Linked DNA regions of Homo sapiens: all the other regions are linked to region 1. The links are chromatin loops, found by intact Hi-C in ENCODE. Cell type or tissue: ascending aorta. All regions are shown on one strand. Region 1 overlaps GRIA1 (glutamate ionotropic receptor AMPA type subunit 1). Region 2 holds the start of LINC01861 (long intergenic non-protein coding RNA 1861). Region 3 has its middle 90 kb from the start of GRIA1.

Region 1 (8,000 bases):
GGAGAATTCTAACCTCAGTTCTGCCATTACACTGCAAAGAACCAGAGAACAGAGTGCACCTACAACTCTTTTGGGGAACATCAGAAAGTCTTTGGGTCCAGATCATGGGAAAGGCCACAGGAGACTTGGTTATACTGGATTTGGAATCAGTGGAGTTCTAGTCTAGCTGTGACTTCGAGTCCCAGTTCTGCCTGGGAAGGCAGGTGACTCTGGGAAAGCCCTGTTCCCTCTTTAGGTTTCAATCTCTGATTTGTAGCCTCATAGAGTTTTGAAAGCAAGGTCCTGCCTGCCAATGAAGTTCAATGATTTTTCACAGCCTTTAGGACTTCCTAAATTTTCATGAGTAAATTTCAAAAACCTGAAGTGCCGGATTGTGGGTCTGCTGAATTCGTTACCCTTTGGTGGTCCTAAAGATGGCAAACAACAACAGTGTACAAGTTATTCATTTCCCTACATAAGACTACCTAATTTGATTTCAGTTGAGGACCAAAAATCAGGCCACAAAGGGTTAAACAGGTAGGCAATGGACATTATGAGGCTTTCATGAGGACCACTCTTTAGTTCATCCAAGTATATTGTTCTTCTTTTTTTAAACAGCTCTCTCTCTCTCTCTCTCTCTCTTTCTCTCTTGATTTCCATGAAACCTCTGTGCTTAGCACTACTGAGCTAAGAAAGAGACCAAGAGACCATTGCAGGATCAAATGGAGTTTCCTTGTGATTTAGAAGCCTGAGATTGCCAGCTCAAAATCAACAAGAATTATCCATTTAATTTGAATTAGTGGGTTTTATGAGTCTGTTCTCTTTTTTATCAGTCAGGCATTTGAGCACAGCACAAACTATTTCTTTCTTTGTGGGTGTCTCTCCCTCTTAATCACTGTTTCAGTATTGTACAGGTAGAAATCTCATAGTTTGTCAAGGCTGAAAGGGACCTTAGGGATTATCTAGAGTATGCCCTAGGTTGTTCCGATGGGGAAACCGAGGCCAAGTATAGGGAAGAGATTTGTTCAAGGTCACCTATCTGAAAGAACTAGAACCCAGGTTTCTTCTCTCACTCCCATCTTTATTATAATAATTTCTCCTATATTACTTCTCCTTTGCTTTGCCTCAGACAAAAATTTTATTTACTACAGCTGCTTACCCTTTCATTCTACCAACAGATAATCAATAAAGCACTTCAGGGATTTCTATTACAACAGTATAATAATACTTAAATTAATCAGAAATCAGGTCATAATACTCTTACCTAAAATTACTTCTCTAATTAGCTTTAAGTAGAAATAGACAATCTCTTTCCTCCCCTTCCTCCCTTCCTCTTGTTTTTCACACACAAGCTATAAAGACTTTTTTGCATTAAAGTTAAAAAGAGGCTTATATTTTTCCTATTCTCTTGAACAAAGATAATGATTATTAAAACAAAAAACCCTTACCTATATCTCCAGGCACTCTAATTCAGTTACCAGCCACTGAACACTTCAAAAAAATAAACAACAGGATATTTATTGTTGTTACTATTAATAATAACAACAGAAACAACCACCAACTAGAATGTATATGTCACAGCTTACCAAGCTCTCTCTCTCCATATAATAATAATGTCTAGCAGGTATTACTATAGTAACACCCTTGCTGATGAAGTAACTGAGTCTCTAAGAGATTAAACAACTGACTCTAAATCATTAAACTACCAAAATAACAGTGCTGAAATTGAAGTTGAAGTCTCCCATTTCCAGACCCCAGTTACTTATCACTGTGTTGCCTCTCTGCACATCACTTGTTCTTGAATGTTTTTATTTTAAGGCAGCTTGGTAGTTGGTGAGTACTCTGGTCCTAGAAGGAGGGGACTTGAGTTTTAGGCCCCTTGCCAGCTAGGTGACTTCTTCTTCCCCTAATCACCCAGCTTATACTTTGGATGCTTCAGTTATAGACTCACAGAAGGTTGGACTGGGACAGAGCCTTTAGTCTTGCTAATTCCGTGCCAGGCCTCACGAGCATTTGGCATGCAGCCACACAGTAAGAGCAATTCTCATGCTATGTGGTCACATGTGTTACCTGTCTCCTCCATTACCTTTGGGATCTCTTGAGTACAGAAAATGTGTCTTATTCACCTTTATATATTTGCTCCCTGGAAATAGAGCCTGGCACTTAGTAGGTCCTCCAAATATGTTTACAAAATGAATAAAAACTCCCGTCCAGCACTCTCAGTTGACATGAGAGATGACTTGCCTAAAATCTCACAGCCAGCTGGTAGCAGAATTGGAACTAGATCCCTCACCCCTGGACACTCCTTTTGGTATCTTTCCACATATCAAAATGATGATGATAATACTGTTACTAATAATGATTGCAGCCAACATGTATCAGATGCTGACTACATATTGGAAACTGTGGGAAGTGCTTTCTGAGAATCATCCGACTTAATCATCCCAACAATTCTAGTAGGTGAGTTGTATTTTTATTCCCATTTCCCAAGTGAGAAAACTGATATATATCACTAGAAAGATAAGAAAATTGTGTTAGGTTAAAATCAGCTTGAGATTTCTCCTCACCTTGTAAATGTCCTCCAGGCAGGCCCCTAGCCCAACATAAAATATAAAAGCCAGTACCAGGACAAAGGCCAGAAAGGCTTCTTCCTGTATAAAATAAGACAGACTTTCCTGGCACCCTCAACAATACATGTCCTGGCCAAGAAATCACAAATGAGGAGATGTGCTCATTAGCCACCAGCTTCAGACCTCTTAGGACTCCTTTATTTGGGTTGTCACTCAACGTGGCCCTATTTTGCCCAGTCCTTTTGTGAGCATCTCCTGCTGATGCTTATTTGTTTATCTGAAAGGCCAGACTCTCTGGGATAGGCTCATTAAGAAGACATTCCCATTCACAAGGGCCCAGGAGAATAGCAGAGATGCAATATTTCTCGCATGCCTCCCTCTTCCCATGCCAACGCCACAATAGAATGCGCTCAGCCTAGAGCCAATGAAAATTCAAGTATGCACAAAATGTGCTCTGCTGGAACACAGCTTTGAAGAAGAAGCAGCCTCTTCAAAGCTCTGGGCATTCTCTCACCTTCACCGCGTAGTCGTCCCCTGAGCTTTGCATCTCACAATCATCCTCCTTCTTTGGATCTGATCAGTACCATGAAATCATGCAATAAGGGTAATATAGCCAGAGGCATTTCCAGCCAGGAAGAACTGTGGAGATGACTGAGACTATGCCTGTCAACACCCTGGCACTTTTGCCAGCCAATCCCTGATCTCCCATCCACGGCTGACAGCTCTAATCAATTGTGGCATTCTTCCCAGCTGAACTTGGATGATGTCTCAGAATCTGTCTCAAAAAAGCACTCTGGGCAGAAGAGAAAAACTTATCTAAAGGTAAAGTAACTCTCTCCTTCAGGATGAATGCACAGGAGGTGCTAGAAAATGTGCCTCCCGCTTGCCACTCCACTTCTCCTTCTGCCACAACACCTTTCTTGATGGTGTACTCTTTGCGGGTCATCTCATATGAGCAGGTCCTAATATCACCATCAGATTCCAGCTTCCTGAGAGTAGGGCCCACACCATTTGCTGATTTTCTGGGTACTCATCAAGCTGTGGGGTACACATGCTGCTTAGTTGACAATGGAAGTGAATAAACCTCATACCCCAAGTGTGTGACAGAGATACTTGAACATTTCAAAAAGGATTTATAGGAGCCACCTTGGATTAAACAATCGTATATTACACAACCATTCTCTGATGAAATATATTAGACAACCACTAGAGCACTTAGAATATTTTGAGGTGCCTTATTGGACACTATCTAAGGGTAACCAGTTATGGGAAGTCTAAAAGGCTCTTATATGACTTAGTTTCTCACTTAAAATGGCATGGCAACTTCTTAAGTTTTCCTACCAAGGTAGCCTAAAAGCAAGGGAAAATGAAGGCAGGAAATGAAGGCCTCTGGGGACCTGAGGCATGGGTCAACAGCCCATGGGAAGCAAGATATAACTTTGGAATATAATGTTTTATCTCTAAAATTCATTTTGGCTTGGGTCCTATTCCAAAATATAGCAATGCTCATTTTAATAAAATAATATGCTTTCTCTAAAATTTATATGTAAATTTGATGGTGTTAGGAGAAGTATCATATTTATCCCATGTTTATCTTAGGGATAAATATGAAGTTACGGCTTCATGTATTTCTTAGTCCAAAGGTCAGAAAACTATGGCTCATGGGCCAAGTCTAGCCCACCACCTGATTTTGTACGACTCATGTATAGTTTTAACATTTTTAGGTGGTTGAATAAAAATTTTAAAAAGATTACTTAGTGACACATGAAAATTATATGAAATTCAAATTTCAGGGCCCATAAATAGTTTTGCTGGAACATGTTCATTTATGTGTTGTCTTTGGCTGCTTTCAAGCTACATGGCAGAGTTTAGTAGTTGGGACAGACAGTGCCTAAAATATTTGCTACTTGGGGCCTTTACAGAAAAAAAATTCCCCACTCCTGTCTGCCTGCCTGTCACTGGCTACCCCGTGAGCCTACATGTCCCCATCATGGACAAATGTACTGTGTAATTAGTGACTCTCAACTGGGGGCAAGTGCCCCCAGTCGGCAAATATCTGGATATAGTTTTGGTCATCAGAACTTGGAGGAGGTTGGTTTGCTGCTGGCATCTTATAATGGATAGAGGCCAAGGATACTGATGAACATCCTCCATTGTGCAGGACAGCCCCCCAAAACAAAGACTAACCCTGTGCAAAACATAGGTAGTGCTAACGTTGAGAATCGCTGGAGTAAACCATGTAGTGTGAGGACTGGTTCCCTGCTCCATCCTGCATTTCTTTCCTCATCTCAATCAGATACAAATGGACTTTTGATATTAGTAATCCAGAAGGAATTACTCATTCAGGCCTGAGAGAAGGACATTCTGAATATCTATAGTGAACAAGGGGGACTCCTTATTCTATTTGACTATAGGAATTATTAATAAATAATAGTAATACTAGTACTCAATTGTTATGAAGCACTTACTATGTGCCAGGCATTGAGCTAAATATTTTAAATTTATCCTCTCATTTAGTCATCATTTTGGCCTTGTAAGTACCATTATGACTTCCATTTTACAGATGAGAAAACCGAGGCTTGGAGAAGATAAGGCGCCAGAGGTCACAAAGCTACTAAGTTAATTTTCAGAAGGATATCAGAAATTTATCTGCTTACCATTATGCCATGAACTTCCTAGAATACTCAGACTCTTCATTTCTCTGTTTTAATGTAGGAAAAAAAATTGTCTATTCTGAAACCTCAGCAAGAAAATAATTGCCACCTCAAAAGCCTAGCCTTTAAGACACTATCCTTAGCACAGATGTCCTTTGCTATAAAATGGAATGCTTTGTAAACTCAAATGGATTGAGCCATTTTGAAGTTGGTGGCTGAGCAACACTGTTTGATAGCTGTATGATCCAGGTTTGAGAGACTTCTTGTAGGACATACATGAGCCTGTTGACTCACTGAGATGTTAAAGCCAATTAGCATCTAAATAGGTTTATTATTTCTCTCCCAGATATAATCAGAATTGAAGAACCATTGCCAAAGGGATAACTTTGCAGAGAAAGTAGATAGGTGCTTGAAGCAATGCATCTCGGGGATAGAGAATATTGCTCTCGGTTTTGGCAAGCCTAGCTTAGAACAGAAACAGAAAATATTTGCCTTTTCATGAATCAGTGTGGATTATCTGATGGGCCATTGCTGACAGTGGGTAAGAGTGTGAACAACAGGAAAAGACCATCTGGTTTAAATCCTAATGTTGTCTATTTTTAATAATTAGTAAGGTAAGGCTGCACTGAGCCTATTAACCGAATAGTAACCTAAGGTTCATAAAGCCTCAACCTTAGCTCTGGTTGCAGCTCTGATAACACATTTGTGAACTTGGGAAAGTTAGATCACTTTTCTGGGCCTCTGCTTCCCCAGTTGTAAAATGAGAATGATGGCACTTTTCCTCTGCACCTCTTTAGGTTTATGAGGTCCGTAAGAGCTAATATATACACAGAAAAGGCTGTAAGTAGTTATGCCTATCTGCAGGAATCTTAATAGTTCAATGCCCAGGAATAGGAAACCCAAACCATATACAAAAACCTACAACACACTGAGCCAAGTTACCAGCAGATGCTCTTGCCAACAACCTTAAGAAAGAAGTACTAAGCAAACACAAAAATGTAACAAAATACAGAATTCAGGTCAATGTTATTATCATTTTATATCTGGGCTATCCCAGGTTCAGGCGGGCCAGGCTCAATCGGGGCTTTTTGCCCCATACAGCTGCTCAGCAGCAGGGAGGGATACCTATTGTTCTGACACCCGGAACAGAGCTTGGTCCCACAGAATACAGTGGTTCTTGAAATAAAGATTCACAATTTTATTTGGCCTGAAATTCTGGACTGCATCCATTGCCTACCACCCAGCTGATCTGAGACTGCTTACCCATGGCTGGCTTTATAAACAATGCTGTTTACACAATTGCTGAACTGTAGCATAGACCCTTAGAGAAAATAAATTAGTAGAAACGAAGTGCTTGTAAATCTGGGCATTACTCCACAACTTCAGATTCAAAGGCAAAATATTTACTGATTACCTACTACATGCTTAGTGCCTTACTAAGCATTAGAGTGGGAGCAGACAAAGATGTGGCCTCTGTTCTCCATGAACTACAATTTAGTTATGAAGACCTGTGCTTGTGCCTGAAATTATAATGCTATCAGACCCCCCCACCAAAAAATAATTGGTACAGGCAACAAGTGCCGTAGAACCTGGGTAGGCAACTGGGTAGATTTGACATCACTGATGGAAGTGGGATTTCAGCAGAGCCTTGAAGGCAGTAGAAAGGATGGGAAAGGGCATTCCAGGGTGTGAACAAAGACATGGACTTAAAGACATACACACAACAGATTCTCTGGGAAACGTGTTTGGAGTTTTGATATAGAAGGCCTTCAAAGTCAGAGTTGGAAATGTGAATTTTACTCTGAAGACAAGAAAAAGCCATATGAAGTTTGAGATTCGGAGAGCTCTAGGCAATGAAGGGCATGAAGGGAGGAAGGCATAAATTTTGATATGGCTATAATAAGCTAGGTACAAATTAGTGAGGGTAAAGACAAAGGTGGTGGCTGCAGAAATGAAAGGAAAGAATGTATGCTGTTATTAAGGAAGACTACATAGGACTTTGTGAGTGAAGAATTGCTGTGAGCCAAAGAAAGAAAGGAATAAAAAAGATGTTATAATGAGAGCTTAATGATGACACCATCATTAGTCTTCTGACTCAGTAAAAGCCCATTAAAAAAAACCATTTGAATCACTCGACTGTTTCTGATGATATTTTGATAAACTAGATCAGTGCTTCTCAAGCTTTAACATGCATACTAATTAACTAGGGACTATCAAGGCACAGATTTTAATTCAGTAGGTTTGAGGTGGGCCTGAGATTCTGCATTTCTAACAAGTTTCCAGGTGATGCTGATGCTGCTGGTCTGTGAAGCAGATTTGGATTAGCTTCTTGCTAAAGTTCATCTTCTTTGATTTTCATGCCAAATGCTAAGTACTATATTAGGAATTCTTAAACAAGGTGGATTCAGGGAAAGGTCAGTTAGAGTAACGGCCAATTGCAATCCTACAGTTAATAAATGTAGACTGCTTCGTCACCCGTGTTTAATAGAAAGACCTATAGCTTACTAGCCTGGAGACTTGGGTTTTAGTCCTAGCTCTATCACTCTCTGATTGTGGATCCTTGAGCAAAAACAACAACAAAAACCCACAAAAACTCAAAATAAAATAAAGTGGGACAAAACCCCAAATCTACAGCTTATTTCCTATATTTGAGAGCACCCATTTATCCCTGACTTACTGGCTTCCAATTATACTGTACTCGGAATAATTCCAAATTTCTTATTACTGTCTACTAGATCCTTCATAATCTGACCCCAGCCTACCTCTCTATTTTTATCTCCTACTATTCTTTCCCTTA
Region 2 (8,000 bases), 330 kb before region 1:
CACCCAGCACGTGAGTGGCAGAGCTGGAATGAGAATAAAGCCTGCTGGTTCTCAGCCTGGATTTTTCTCCTCTATTCTGGGTGGCTCTGTCCATCTCCCCAGTCAGCTCCCAGAAGGGCTGTTCACCTAGCTGAGTCTTACTGCAATGGGGACTGCTGCTTGTTTGTCAAGCAGGGCATTAATGGTAACACTGGATCCATAACAAGAGTGTGAAATCATTGCAATCAATGGTAGCCTTTTAGTACCTGCTGATTGAAAGGCAGGGGAAGTGAAGAAAGGAAAAGGTGGGGAGAGAAGTGACATTATTTCAGGGAGAGAAGAATAGGTATTTCTTTTTTTCTTCTTATCTGTTTACTCCTTCTCTCTACCCCACTCAGGGACAGCCTTATGGAGTGTAGAAAGAGGCAGTATAGGACAGAGAAATGGACACTGGCTTGGAGTCCAGAGACCTAGGCCTTATCTCTGCTGTGCTCTGTGACTTGGTAATTCTGGCCCTCCTCTCTGAGCCTGTTTCCCCATTTAATAAAATGAGGCAGCTGGATGACAGAGCTCATCAATTACTGTGTATTGTCTCATTCTATTTGGAGTGGTTGCTAATGTGAACAGCACATGGCTCTTTTTTTGTCATTGTTATATCCCATAGAACCTGGGACCAGGGCTCACAGAATACAACTGCAGAGGGTGCTACCTCCTCTTGGAGGTGGGCAATGTGGCAACTTACGAGCCCCTAGCACTTGGTAGGTACTCAATAAATATTTGTAGAATGAACGGATGTGAGCAGATGTCACATAGGACCCCATGAGAATTGTTCCACCCTTATAATGTCACTTCTTTAGGTCTTGAAAGCCCTTTCTACTTAAATCTTCTTTTAAAATGCAAACCATTTCAGGGTCGTTTGGATTTTAAATTTTAAATAAATGACATCTTTTGATTGAAAGAAAGCATGGGGTCCAGATTAGTGATGTGGAGTGAGGGAGACTGTGGAGAATATGTAGAAGGAGGGAAGAAATGACTGAGCAGAAGATTCTCAAGGCCAAAAGCTTGGATATGGTATGAAAGTTGCATTCCTGAACAATTAAAGAAAATGATGAAATCTTTCAAGCATCCAAAATGAACTGACAATATAGTACACACTTAAAATTTACCAAGTTTGAGAAATAAAATATTGCACATAAAAATGACTCTTGTGTGGCTTTCCCCATCTTTCTCCATTCCCAGAGCTAACTGTGATCTTCCCCAAATGCTTTTACATTTATTACATATATATGCATGTATAAACCAAATATAAAATTTACATATTGTATAGCTTTATGGAAATGGAGTCATACTGTATCTTTTTGCAATTTACCTTTTTCTTTTAATATTGTTTTTGACATGCATCCATGTTGAAACATACATTTCTAGTTGATTCATTTTAAAATGTGGTAATTCCTTGAATGACAATAATTTGCAGTTACTTTTAATTTTCTTGTTGATGGATGTTGAGGTTGTTTCTGAGTTTTTGCTATAACCAACATGCTGTGATAAACTTCCACGTAAGTACTGCTACATGTGCATCAGGTTTTCTGGTGCATATACCTAAGAATGAGATTGCTAGGACATGGTATAGTCACATCTTCAAAGTTATTAAATGTTGAGACAAGTTTCTAATGGGTTGCTACCAATTTGTACCCCATAAGGCAGTGTGTGAGAGCTCATTCTCCAGTGATGTTGGCCAGTCCTGTGAAACACACAGTCTCACTTCTTCATGCCATGACCAAGGCCTGGACTACTATTCAAACGCCAACAGTCTTCTCGACACATATTATTTATAAGGAGGAAAGGTGGAAGGAACAATTTTAGGGGACATTTAATTTGAGTTAGATACAAATATATACTTTTAAAAGGTAGTACTATGTAGGCTTTATAATCTGATGGGTTTTAATCCTGGCTCTGTCATTTCCGTTGTTTCCTAGTTGTATAGCTTTACACATGGTAGTTTGCCTCTCTGTGCCTCAGTTTTTCTATGTCAAATAAAAAAAAATAGTGTTCACCTCATGGGTTATTTGAAGGATCAGATGAGCCACTACTTGTGACTCACTCAGCACAGTATATGGCCTAGTCGATAGTAAGTGGTCAGTATGTGATAGCTATTAACATTATTATAGGTCATGTTTCCCAGGCATTACCATCTTTTTTTGCTTGAGGATTCCTTTCTCAGCTGAGAAGCTCATGTTAAAAAATTTTTTTTTTCTATGCTGAACAAACTGCATGAACTAAGCAGCATTTAATTCTTTATTTCATTTTTAGCTATCAAAGCCATCTGGGACTGCTAACCAGCTTCTGACTAGCAGAAGGAACAGTGCTGATACACGGAGTTGATGTAATTTCAACCCAAAACAAGGAAACTTGGTTTTTAGTTAGCCAGAGTGGCTTCATCACATGTAAATGTGTGGCTTTCATCAGGTTTTTAGAAATATTGTTTCTAACTATTGACTACCCATCATAGACTCTAGACTGTGACTGCTGATCTAGCCCTACCTCTTTTTTCCCAGATGGGAAAATGGAGACCCAAAGAAAAGCAGGACATTTCTAATGGTTCCTTCATGGAGACAGTTACTCACTTAGTGGCCAGGTCTGGTCTGGTTCACATACATGACAAATTAGAAGAGGGGTATCTGGTTATCTATTGCTCCATAATAAATGTCCCCAAATTTCAGTGACTCAAAGCCGCAATTTATCTTCTTTCATGTTTCTGTGGGTTGATTGGGCTCAGCTAGGTGGATCTCCTGTGGGCTTGCTGGTGAGGTTGCAGTCAGATGGTGGCTGGGATGCAGTCACCTGAAGGCTCCACTGGGCTGGGCATCCAAGATGGTTGCCTCCCATGACTGACAGTTGAAGCTGGCAGTTGCCAAGAGTGCCTCCACAGGGTCTCTCCGTGTGGTTGTGCATGTCACAGCATGTTGGCTGGCTTCTCAGAGGGAGCATCGCAAAATTGAGTGGTCCAAAAAAGGAAGCAGAAGCCACCTGACTGGTTGAGGGTTGATTCCAGAACTGAAACCACTTCTACCATATTCTTCTGGTCCTTGTAGTCACAGGCCCACCAAGATTCTAGGAGATCAAGTAGATGTCACTTGCTGATGGGTGGGTGGGGATTGGGGGGGCAAAATCACATTGCAGAAGACCGCATGGGATGGGGAAAGTTTTAACTGTCTTTGGAAAAGGGAGAAAAACTTCTGTCATGACATCTTTATTTTCCCCTCCTCCAAAGAACTTGCAAACATCTGTGGTAACCTGCTGAGTGATATAAATGAAATTGTGGCTTTTCTTCCCCAACTCTGTCAGCCCTGGGGGCAGGAGGGAGATGCATTCCAGTTGAAATAATCATGGAAAATGTGAAAAATCTTTCACTGTCTGGCAGAACAGGAATATTAAATATTTTTTAAAAATACCTTCTTGGAACAACCATGCTCATACTCATAAGAATGGAATTATTTTTAAACTTGTTTTAGAAAATGTTCATAATAAAACATCCTGTACTTGAATTATTAAAAACAATGTTGAGTAAAGAATTGCTTAATTTAGTAAATAATTCTAAAGGAAGTCGTTATTTTCTCCAAAGTTGAATTTGCTAAAAGCACTCCAAGAATTTTATTACAAGCACGACTGCATAATGTAATTGTGTAATTAGTAATACATCTGACACTGTTGGAAAGATTTAGTTTTACTTAGGGCAGGAACAAAATGTAGTTCTTATTTTTTAAGACTGCATGAGGGACACTGTCTTGTTTTGCTGGTGGAGATTTTTTGTTTGTCTTAAAAATATATTGTATGATTGAGGTAATAGAGAAGATAACCAACATTTATTAATATTGGATCTGTGGATAGAATATGTAGTTTGAAGTTAGACTGACCTGACCTAGGTTTAATCCTGGTACTACCTCTTGCTACCTGTATTTTTTTTTCCCAAAGATCTCATTTTCTTTATTTATAATAGGAATAATAATGTCTATTTCATGAGACTGTCTTAACTCTTAAATGAGATAATGTACAAAGATTGTGCTAAGTACATAGGAGGTACAGATGGAGTATCCTTACTTCAAAAATCTGAAATCTGAAATGCTCCAAAATTCAAAACTTACGGAATTCTGACATGATGCTCAAAGGATATGTTCACAGGAGCATTTTCAGATTAGGGAAACTGGTAAGTATAATGTGAACATTTCAAAATTAAAAAAATCCAAAATTTGCAATGCTCCTGGTCTTAAGCATTTCAGACAAAATAAACTCAACCTGTACTAGGTTAGGTTCCTTTGTCATTCCCATCTGTTTCTGTTTGAGCACTTGATTTTGTGAGTGGTTGGTTACGATGGTCAGTTTAAGTTCCATTTCAGTTGTGTTTGTTGGACACAGGCAAGGGTTGGTGAGTAAGCTCGACTGTCAATTTTTTCACCGAGATACACCAAAGAAAGTGCCTGTTCAATACATCGACAACCTATGTGCTTACAATGCCTTGAAATAACAGTTATAAGCTACATTTTACATCGATGAACTTTTCTTGTATTATTTGGTTTGGAGGTACAAATGTTGATTTAGAGGTTAGGAAGCTATTGCTGTAATGTGAGGGGTGGTGACTTCTGCATGACTGACAAGCTGTGTTTTGTCTGAGTTTTAGATTATATTCCCAGTGTAGTAGGCAGAATTCTAAAATGACCTCCCATGACCCTCACCCTTGTAAAACCTCCTTCCCTTGAATGTAGGCAAAACTTGTGATTATCACAGGCTGTCACTCCCAGGGTTATGTTATGGCATACAGCAATTGTGTAGCTGTTATAAAGGGTAGTAACTGGTTGACTTTGAGTTAATCAAATGGTTGGGCCTCACCTAACTACATATCGGCCCTTTACATCTGAGACTAGAGGTTAAAGATGGGAAAAGTGAGAGATTCAAAGCATGGGGAGGATTCAATGTGAGAAGATTCTCCATTGCTGGCTTTTAGAGATGGAGGGGGCCACATGGAAAGGCCGGAGAGTGCCTCTAGGAGTTAAGAGTGACCCCTGGCTGATAGCCAGCATGAAACAGAGCCCTTAGTCCTATAACCCCAAGAAATGGAATTCTGCGTACAACCATGAGAGCTTGAAAGGGGATCCTTGAGCTGTAGAAAGGATGGCAGCCCAACACCTTAATTTAAGCCTTTTGGGACCAAACAGCAGAGGGCTCAGCCATCTTATGCCTAGACTTCTGATCTACAGAAACTAGGAAAAAATAGTTTTACCGTACTGTTTTAAGCCACTAAGTCTGTGGTAATTTGTTACACAACAATAGAAAACTAATTTGCCCAGTAATTCTCATTGTGAGATCTTAAGTCGAATTGTTTTCTTTCCATCATTGTCAGTTTCCTTGCCTTCAAGTAAGAGGATTTTCTAGTCTAGAACACTGGTACTCATAATAATTATGTATTAAAATCACTTAGATTGTGAGGGGAAGCTTTAAATGTAGATTCCAGACCTTTCTCCTGATGTCCTGAATCAGACAATCTGGGAGCAAGGCTGGGGGCTGCATTGTTGACTGGTTTCCTAGGTGATTCTGATGTTTGTGGGGCTGGATCCCACTGGGCAGGACATCTGCCTATACCCTGGAATAAGAATATACAGTCTCTTCTAGCACTGACAGGTAAAGTTGGCAGGGAAGTCCTTTTTTTTTTTTTGTTACAGTCGGAGTTACAGCCAAGTATATGCAGTGCTCGCTAGGTGTAAGGCATCTCATGAGGACTGTCTACCTTCTCTTGTTAAATCCTTGTGATGAACTATAATGACCTGTAAGGTAGGCACAATTATTAGCCAGTCTTCACTGTAGCTTGAGGAGACAGGGCCAAATTTACACAATGCATAAGGGGTAGAACTGGAATTTGAACCCTGATCTTTGTCATTCCCAGTTGGGGGCTCTTAACCACTAAGTACTCCTGTGCTGTGAAATGGAGTGTCCATTCATTTCTGTATCTGTAGTGCTAAACACACTGTCTGGCACGTGATAGATGAATAATAAACACATTTTGCTTATTAAATTCTCTGGAACTCCATTGCGCCACCCAGTGCAGGGCAGTTTTTGTGACAATGGAGAGGGAGGAGGAGGACCTGGCCAGGACCTTCACTATGTAAGGGCTCCCTGCCCACTGCTGCCTCTCTGTGTCAATTCTGCCTCGTTTTCTTTCTCTACAGTTGTCTCTTTATGTCGGATGAGCTAACAGCAGCCACTCCCATACTGTCGGATCCTGCTTCCCTTGCCATAGCTGATTAACCCAGGGTAAGACACTGGGAATTGGAAACTTGGAGTGGAAAGACTCTGATCATAGTGGTCTCTGGAGCCAAATCCCATTCCATGGCAATGTTCTGGTAAGAAGGCCCACACAGCCTTCCCTGCTGCCTAGACCCCTGGAGCCAGCCCACCTCCTTTCTTGAACATTCCAGCATCTTTCCATTAAGTTCCTTTTGTGGCTTAGGAGGTTCTCTTTGTGACAAAGAACCTCTGCGAATGGAGGAGTAGAGACTTGCTGAGCTGGAGGGCATCTGAAATGCCATCTTCTGCTTTGTGTCGTCTGGCTGGGCGAGACAGGGCACTCTCTGCTTGATGCGACTCCTTCAGACCCTTCACACTGGCCCAGTTTTCTCTACTCATTCATGCTCTTCCCCACTTCCACTACCTCTCCAAAATGGACTCAGCTTAGAGGATGCCGTACAAGCCCCACCTCCTCCATGTGAAAGGCTTAAAAGAGCCGTGCCATAAATATTTAAGATATCTTTCCTCTCTGCTTCATTCCCTGACATTTTCTCCACCTTTAATTTTCACTAGTTACAACACAGGACATTCTTAGGGTAAGAAAAATCTATTTTCTGTATGAATTGTCGCAAATTCCAACTTAGTGGTATCATAATAGCTAATATTTTTGTGCTAACTCTTAAAAGCCAGGTTTACTAATGTAAGTTACGTGCTTCATGAAGTTAGATGTGCTTAATATGATTTTCTCAAAAAATTCATTGAGGTGTCATCACTATTATTCCTTGTTTCATAGATGAGGAAATTGAGAGGTTGAAAAGTTCTAAATGAATAAAATTATATTCCAGAGCTGTCTGTGTCCAAACAGTGATAGCAAGATCAAATTGTAAAGCATCTCTATTTCCTTTTTCTGCCACCATCTCCATGCCATTTATTTTGGATATTGGAAAAACAGAAAGACAGTGCTGAACATTTCAGGGTAATGTGAGTGGTAAAAGAAAGTTGGACACCAAAGGAGGTCATGTAACTGGTGAGGGTGAAGAATTCAGGAAGACTTTCCTGAGAGGTATGGCAGATTATATTTTCTAAAGAAGGCTGCAAAAATATTTTCCATCCCACATGTTTTTTCTACAATCTTAACACTCCTACATGAAGAGGTAGGGTCTGTGTCCCCTCCCCTTGAACATGGGTGCATCTTTGTGATTGCCTGGACAGACAGAGTACAGAGGAAGGGACATAATGTGACTTCTGAGGCTAAGTCATAAAAATGCCATGTTCTTTTATTTTATTGAGAAGCTCCCTCTTGCAACTCAGTCACCATGCTGTTTAGAAGCCCAAACAACTGATTAAGAGGAACTGAAACCAATATCCCTGGCTGAGTTCCCAGCCAAGAGGTAGCACCATTTTTTTTAAGCAGTGTAAGTGAGTGATCTTGAAACTAGATCCTCTAGTCTTCAGATGAACTACCCCAGCTGATGCCATATATAGCAGAAGTAAGCCATTCCCCTAGGTCCTGCCTAAATTACAGATTCATGAGCAAAATAAATGATGGTTGTTTTAGGCCATCAAGTTTGAGGTGCTTTATTAAACAGCAATAGATTAATGATACAAAAGAGGCTTTGAAAGATGGGCATCTTTCCAAGCAAGGTTCAGAGGGCCATATGCTGCTTATTGACAGCTAGTAGAAGTAGTAATAAAAATAAATGTTATTATAATAATGATACCACTCTTAGTAACTGTAGTGGTAG
Region 3 (8,000 bases), 170 kb after region 1:
ACTAGCCACACTGAATTCCACTGGGGCTTGGAGGTTTTATTAAAACATTGAGCGGGGCAGGTGGCAGGTGCCTTGATTACACTTTGCTATGACCATTGATGGATCTTGTGTCCCTGTTACTGGAACTTCTCTAACTCAATAGAAGTCAGGAAGGTTTTAATCAGACACATTATTTATTTATCTCTTCTACTGGTTATACCATCATCTCAGCAAGGTGGTTAATTATTATTTGTTGGTAACTACAGAAAATTACCGTCCATATTGTTCTTTTTAGAGAAGATTCTGACCCTTAATCCTACACATGCTTTGAAGTCCTGTAGTCATACTATCTCTCTAAGGGAACCTTCCTTCAGCAGCCAAAGGGAGCTCTTTCTCCTCCAAAATACTATAGCACTTTGTCTCATTAATAGAAATTTCAAAAAGTTAGATTTTGTTAAGAGTTAGCAGAATATTTGCTGTATTTTTTTTCACCTTTGAGTTAGTCTGGGAACAAAAATCATGAACCCAGAATCTTTACTAATTAATTGAACTCTTATCAAATCTGTGTCCATGCAACCATCTCTATTCACTCAAAACCAACATCAATCCAGACCAGGGATTGGTAAATTTTTTTCTGCAAAAAGTCAGATGGTAAATATTTTGGGCTTCCTTTGTGGGCCCTATGGTCTGTTACAACTATTCAACTCTGCTGTTGTAGTATGAATGCAGCCATACACAATATATAAATAAATATGTATGGCTGTGTGTCAATAAAACTTTATTTACAAAAACAGGCAGTGGGCCAGATTTGTTTCTTGAGCTGTAGTTTGCTGACTCTGATGTAGACCATAAAATATCACCTTCAAATGACAAATTTCTGTTGATTATCAGAATTTAGAGTTATAACAAAATGTAAAGCAGCTGCAAAGTCAATTTGCAAATTACAAGACTTTGTGATATCTGTGAAAGTGATGTTGGATAGCTCCTTGAACTATCTTTAAGCTGTGGGCAAATGAGGAGCTGGCAGAATTAAACTAGTGAAAGAGGAAAAAGAAATTAATAACTATCACAACAACCTAGGAGCTTCAAGTGAGAAGGACTTGGATATCAAAAGATGTAGAAAAGTCCTTGAGAAAATTGATGAGCTATCAAATATTCTTGTAAAAATTACTTATTTCATAATCATGATTTAAGAATCCAGCCTAAAGCAAAGGGTGGTATATCTTCCTACCACAAAATTGAAGAAAAATTATGCCAACAGATAATGTAGTTCATACTTAATTCATCTATGAATTAAGACATTGCTGCGATTTCAAATTAAATGTTGATTAATGAAAAATAAACATGGTTTTATATTTAAATTTCTTTTTTGTTTTTTTGTTTTCTATATTTTAATTTCATATTTCAAATCAGTTCCTGGCCAAATGTTTTCCTTCATCTATTACTATAAGAAAAAGCAATCCCTATTTTGAGTGTTTATGTTAAGGGGGCATTTATTATGTGAATTATCCTTATGTCATACAGGTTTCCTTTATGTAAAATCTCATCTTCTTAAAGGAGATCTCAAAGTTCATGAGGGTAACAACCACATCTAATTTTTTCTTCTTTTTCACAGCTCCCAGAATCACATTTTATAACCAGTAGACACTATAAGAATGCATACTTCCTTTGTGACTCATGTCACCTAATTCCTCTCTTTTAAAAGGAATAGATAAAAATATGCAGTCTTCACTTTAGAGGGTAGTGTGGGACCATAAAATGACTGTGCAAACTGTAACCACATAATGCAATCTTAATCATTAGTGAAATAATTATGATTGTCCCATGACCTTAAAATTTTTCATCAAAACTTTAAAAACTCTCCTGCTGTTGGTTATAAATATGTAAGGAAATAAAAAAAATAGTAAAACTAATATTTATTTGGTACACTCTAAAATACTAGAAATGTTGAGGATTAAAGTATTTCATTTCTTTGTTTAAAAAAACAAAACAGAACGTAGTTTGAACAGTGTTCACCTTCTGCTTGTCGTATAGCTTACCACACAGAACAGACATGTTTCCTATGCCCTGTGCCTTGGTGAACTGTCATCCTCCTTCGTAAATTTTCTCCTTTTTTAGTTATTTATTTATTTGAGACAGAGTCTCCTTCTGTTGCCCAGGCTGGAGCGCAGTGGCGCAATCTTGGCTCACTGCAACCTCCGCCTCCCAGGTTCAAGTGATTCCCCTGCCTCAGCCTCCCAGGCACTTGCCACCAAGCCCTGCTAATTTTTGTATTTTTAGTAGAGACAGGGTTTCACCATGTCAGCCAGGCTGCTCTTGAACTCCTGATCTCAAGTGATCCACTCACCTCGGCCTCCCAAAGTGCTGGGATTATATGCGTGAGCCACCATGCTTGGCCTAAATTTTCTTTTAATGCCATGAAATATCTCTAAGAGTTTTCCTAACGTGAAGCATTTTACTGGTATCACCCTCTCTGGGATATACTCACCCTTTTTGTCACACTTTTCTCACTAATTTTAATAATTTCACCTTTGCTAAGTTCCTTTAGTAGTATATTTGGAGTCATGGCAATGACAACCTTACCATGTTCAGCTATTTCTTAACTCCATTATGGTCTGATTCAAATTTCACTTCTTACATATTACCTTTCTTCTAGTACTGTTGCACTTTCATCTGTGTTGGCCAATTTTCTCTTTTGATTATCCAATTTTGTAAAGTTTCATATGGGTTTATTACTGGGAGATATGAAGGCAACACACAACTACATGCTTTGCTGTCTGTGAATAACAGATAAATGGTGACCAATTACCAACAGATTTTGAAAGAGGTGACATGATCACTTATTGATTATGACCTCCATCTGTTATTTATGCAGTGAGTTGTGGACTGAAGAGCTAGCAACAAAGTGTGTACTCTATTCAGTTAACCATAGTTAATATACTGTGGTAATTGCAATCTAAACCACGTTGATAGGAGACTGGCATTATGTAACTAAACTATGGCAACTAAAATCTGTGTATATTGGAATTGTGCTAAGTGAAGGACAGCATGTATATATTTTTATTATGTAAAATATGTAAAATAACATATTACTATAAAGTTTCTCTTTGAACCATATAAAGTATTGTCATTCAAAAACTCAATAACAGTTTTTGAGCTCCATTACTTTCTACAGTTACACCCGAAACAACCTCATGAGACTATGCAGCTCTGTGAATTTTTCATCCAGTGAAATAAAATTTGCTTTTTGGCCAATGATTCATCCTATGCCTCACAATGGGGAATGCAGCTGTCCTTGTGCATGAGCAGATGGCCCTGCCCCACCTTCTGGTGATCCAGAACACAGGGAACTGCCTACACCTCCTTCCTGGGCAAATGCCCTGGGTGAGATGTTTAATTTGGTGGTGCAGGACAGCGAGATGCTGGATGGTGCTGGGACATGGTGGGAACTAACACTGGGCTTGGGAAGAGAAACAGGCTTAGGAGAAGGTCAAGCAGACTGTGGTAGCTCACACATTGTGATTTGGAATATGATAAAGAAGACCTTTTGTACCAGTTGACCTTTAGTATCATTTTTGTACCATTTGACTATGTAATAATAATATCAGGGATTGTTTCTGTCTCTAGAACTCCACAGATGATACCCATACATCTCCTGACCCTAAAGTCTTTTTCCAGTGTAACATCACCATTCAACAGCTCGCATATCTAACTCATTTAATTTTTTTATAGCAAACCAGAAAGAGAAAGTACACACTGTTTTATGTTCTTTTTCTTTCAGAATAGGGAGCTGAGATCCATAGCAGTAAGCCACATGCCCAAAGTCTCACTGAAGTCTCACCAGGAGTCCATGACAGAGTCACAGAAACCCTAAAAATAAGCTAAAAAGCTAGAGATGATGTTTCCCGTAGATTTATGGAAGGGACTTGATGATAGGACTACATAGCAAAGTGGAAGGTACATAAAAGAAGGGGAAAGTTAAACAGGAGTCCCCAAAGAATGTTCCTCTGGTCCCCAGTTTTTAGGAATGTGTTTTGATGACTCTTATAATTTCTACAACATGTTAATTTGCAATAATGATAGATAAAAATGAGAATATAGAACAACAGGGCTGTAAGCCCCTACTCTAGAGGGCCAATAATTTACTTACTCATGGATGAATTCTCATGCATGAATGATTTCCTCCCTTGATGGACTTCTAAGAGCAAGACAGTCCTGGGGAAAGACCTGCAGCAGTGGGTCTCAAAATTCTGAGGCTGAGGCATCTGCTGCAGGATCAAAAGTAGGCATTGGTAGGGGAGGCTAATGTTCTCAAGTGATAGCTGCAGAGGTGGGAATGAGATTAAAATATTGGTTTGTAAAGCAACATTTTCACCAAAGAGAGAGCTGCCTTTCTATCTGCAGTAACCTCTCTTCTTGTATCCAGCAAAGTATATGTTCTTCTTTCTTTTATATTAGCATCTTAATTTTCCTCTTGGAGAATTCTCCCATCTCTCCATCTCATATCATATTGTTTTAATGATCTCTGGGGTCTTAGTGACGGCAATAATTCAGCCATAGTTAAATCAACACATTGTCCTGGCCACGGTGGCTGTTAAGGGCCAGGCACATGATGCAAGACAGGAAATGATGCTTAATCCTAGGATGTGTGCTGAAAATGGTGAAATGGAATATTTTCTCTCTCTACCAGGATTGAACCTGGGAAAATATAAGCCTTCATCTGCTAGGCTCCACCATGCAGACAGCCTATCAGAGGAAAGCTTTCCTTTTATGGACTCACAGAGTTCTGACAATATTGTTAGAGGCCCTGGATCCAACCATGCCTTATGTAAACTTCTCTGTTATATGATCAAATAGTATTTGTAGTGTTGGGGGAGAATTAGGCACAGCAAAAAGAAGGGTTTTACCCAAAGTTACATAGCTGGTCTGGTGAGTGGCAGAGTTAGAATAACAACCCAAATATTTAAACTCCGAGTTCAGGGCTAATTTTAGTCTTATGATACAGAGACAAGGTTTTTGGAAGCAAAGAAAACATGTGAGAGATAAAGTTAGTAGAGCCATAGTTCCAGGTAGGAGACAAATGTAGTAGCAGGAACACACAGAGGCTAGTACCTCAAACCATATAGCAGTACAACCATAGCGCAATGCAGAAATCTTGCTCTGTGATTTTGGTCATTCAAACATGACCAAACAATGTAGTTAATGAAACATCTATTTCTGGCTTCAGAAGGCTGGAGCAAAGGTTTTATGATTTACTCAGAAATCACAAAGAGAGGTAATGAGGGTTTTTAAATGAAGCCATTTAGATTTCCTATTGTTCAGGATAGATGGTAACATAAGAAAAATCCCTATTTCACTTAATTTTGAGAATGTGCCAATGTCATGATGTTAAGCGTAGGCTTTGCTTGATAGATTGAAAGACCGGCTGAAAGAACCAAGACTGCTTCAAGTGGCCCACAGTAGTACCTATCAGACTTTGCAATGACTTCCAATTGCTTTTCTAATTATTTATGTTTGTCCTTGTTCCCAAACCTTAAAGAAATTCTACAGGATCATTTTACTTTTCCTTTAGATTATTACCTTGTAAAAGCCAAGTTCCAGCAAATTACATAGAAATGTGATAGAGTTAGGTTAAAATGGTTCCTTGATACAAACACATAATTCTACCAAGAAAGCCAAAGTTAAACATGTCTTTCCTTTTTTGGACATGCCTATCCTCAGTCGTTCCTCTAGACAACTCCAAAGGAAGGCACTAAAATACCTCGAGTATGCCCTTGTCACTCTCAGGAACATATTGTGTCTTATCTGTCATTTTGTCTTCCAGACAATTCTATGTGATATGATGAGGTTGAATGGCAACAAACATTTTTTTTATTGCCAAAAAAATCTAGAAAATGATTTCATGTGTTTGATGATTTTAAAAAAGCCAGTTCCTTTTTTTTTTTTTTTTTTTTTGGTTTCTGACAATGAGAGTAATTCTTACAAATTAAATGGTGGAATGGTCTTTGTTAGAGGAGAAAGAAAGCTCAATATATAAAAGAGATGGTAAGAATTATTCTCAAAAAGTTCAAATTTTCAGACTTAGAACAAGCACACTGAGGGAACTGTTAAATAGAATTACTGTACTCCTGGCTAGTTTTTGAGGAGCCTCGTTACAGTAGAAAATGTCATAGATTATTGGAGTTAGGCAAGAACAGTGAATCAACTTCTGGCCAATTAGTACAATGTCAATTTTGGAGGGAGATTTAGAATAAGGTATTTGAAGATGTAGTTTTTGGACCCTGTTATGAAGTTGTAATAAACAAAGAGAAAAGATACTTTCTGTTAATGGTAAATATTGCAAGGAAAAACATATTAAGTTTATGATGTAGTAATATAAGTTAGCCTTCATTTTTTAATGATATCATTAATTCTCATTGGCGAAAATTTTGCCTCCCTCTTGATCCCGAGGCATTTAGCATTGTCTGGAGGCATTTTGGTTGTCACAGATTATGTAGAGGAGTGCTACTTGCATTTGGTGGGCAGAGGGCAGGGATGTTGCTAAGCATCCTTCAATGCGCAGGACAGCCTCTACCATAAATAATTATTTGGCCCAAAATATCAAGAGTGCTGAAACTGAGAAATTCTGGTCTAGAGAATGCATTCTCAACAACAGTAATAGTGCCTCTGAGGGCACAACAATTGGTTTTTAGGGGATGAGAAATCTTATTATTTTTATGTATAAAGAACAAATACACACAGGGTACATGCACAGATATCTGGTATATCTGTGGCATTAAAATTTCACAGGGCAGGGTAATGAAAAAAACAAAACAAAACAAAAAGTCTCAAAAGGTCCCTTGTGGGAACAATCATGAATAAAAAGATTGGAAACACTTACTTAGAACAGGGATTAGAGAACATTTTCTGCATAGGGCCAGACAGTAAATCTTTATCCTTTGTGGCCATGTAATCTTTGTGGTAACTAATCGACTTTGCCATTGTAGCACAAAAGCAGCCACAGACAGACAATACATAAACAAATGGGGATAGCTATGTTCCAATAAAACTTTACTTAAAAAAAGAAAGAGAAGGGCCATATTTGGCTAATGGGCCATAGTTTGCTGAACCCTGGTTTAAAGATTAGTATTGAAACCATAAAAAAAACTAACGTGAATGCCTTACTAACATGTAGCTATGTTAAGATGATTTTGTGTGTGTGTGTGTGTGTGTGTGTGTGTATGTGTGAACAGTAAGAAAGACTCAGTTATCTGAGCAATTAAAGGCAATTTCCCTTTGAGTACAATTGAAAAATTGTCTCTGCAAATTTGATGAATGGATTAATATCAAACTTGAAGGAAATCTCTGATGATATACCAGAAGGTGATATACCTGGCATTTCAGTTTTTAAACAGTATTTAAAACATAAAATCATATAAATTCAAATTCATGAGACATGCTTATCACATAGTAAAAGGCTGGATGTGAGGATGGAGAAGAACTGCATTAAATGACAATTAGAGGCCACAACAGAGAGGAATTGGCGACTGGATTTGGGATGAAGAAATATAATGAGGTTTCAATATCAAACTGCTGCTGCAAAAAACAGCTGGTCTGCTTTCTGAGGTATCACATAGCACAATAAAAGCCACCAGCTTTAGTTTGTAAAGTTTATATCTTCTCCACTGACTCCTCAAATGCTAAATCAATAACTTAAATTTAAGGTAGTTTTTAATCTACTGAACTTCATCACTGGTACCAAAATATAAGGAACTTATATTAGTAGACTGTTTTTGTTTTGGTTTGGTTTGGTTTTTTGGTTTTTTTGTTTGTTTGTTTGTTTTGTTTTGTTTTTTGACAGAGTTTTCAATCCTGTCACCCAGGTTGGAGTGCAATGGTGCTATCTTGGCTCACTACAACGTCTGCCTCCCAGGTTCAAGCGATTCTCCTGCCTCAGCCTCCTGAGTAGCTGGGATTACAGGTACCTGCCACCATGCTCAGCTAATTTTTGTATTTTTAGTAGAGATGGGGTTTTGCCATGT

Evidence for each region. Peaks named below come from ENCODE experiments on the same cell type or tissue, not always from the same donor. Only the 100,000 strongest peaks of a DNase experiment are listed, where the experiment ranks them.
Region 2: it touches region 1 in a loop (3-fold over the local background); 3 of 110 quality-filtered maps call a loop at or near these places.
Region 3: it touches region 1 in a loop (4-fold over the local background); 3 of 110 quality-filtered maps call a loop at or near these places.

What each region holds. Positions count from the first base shown.
Region 1 is chr5:153,567,819-153,575,818 of GRCh38, reverse strand. All of the region lies in intron 2 of GRIA1 (glutamate ionotropic receptor AMPA type subunit 1), which reads right to left. Among named protein-coding and RNA genes, the nearest start is that of GRIA1, 81 kb to the right of the region's middle. In ascending aorta, no CTCF peak of the experiment used is centred here; DNase peaks (open chromatin) are centred at 1,965 and 4,508; H3K27ac peaks cover 6,078 bases.
Region 2 is chr5:153,896,558-153,904,557 of GRCh38, reverse strand. It overlaps LINC01861 (long intergenic non-protein coding RNA 1861), which reads left to right and starts at 5,571. Exons shown (of 4, transcript NR_146729.1): 1 at 5,571-5,652; 2 at 6,198-6,371. In ascending aorta, no CTCF peak of the experiment used is centred here; a DNase peak (open chromatin) is centred at 3,327; H3K27ac peaks cover 7,072 bases.
Region 3 is chr5:153,396,426-153,404,425 of GRCh38, reverse strand. No RefSeq gene overlaps it. Among named protein-coding and RNA genes, the nearest start is that of GRIA1, 90 kb to the left of the region's middle. In ascending aorta, no CTCF peak of the experiment used is centred here; a DNase peak (open chromatin) is centred at 4,585; H3K27ac peaks cover 2,277 bases.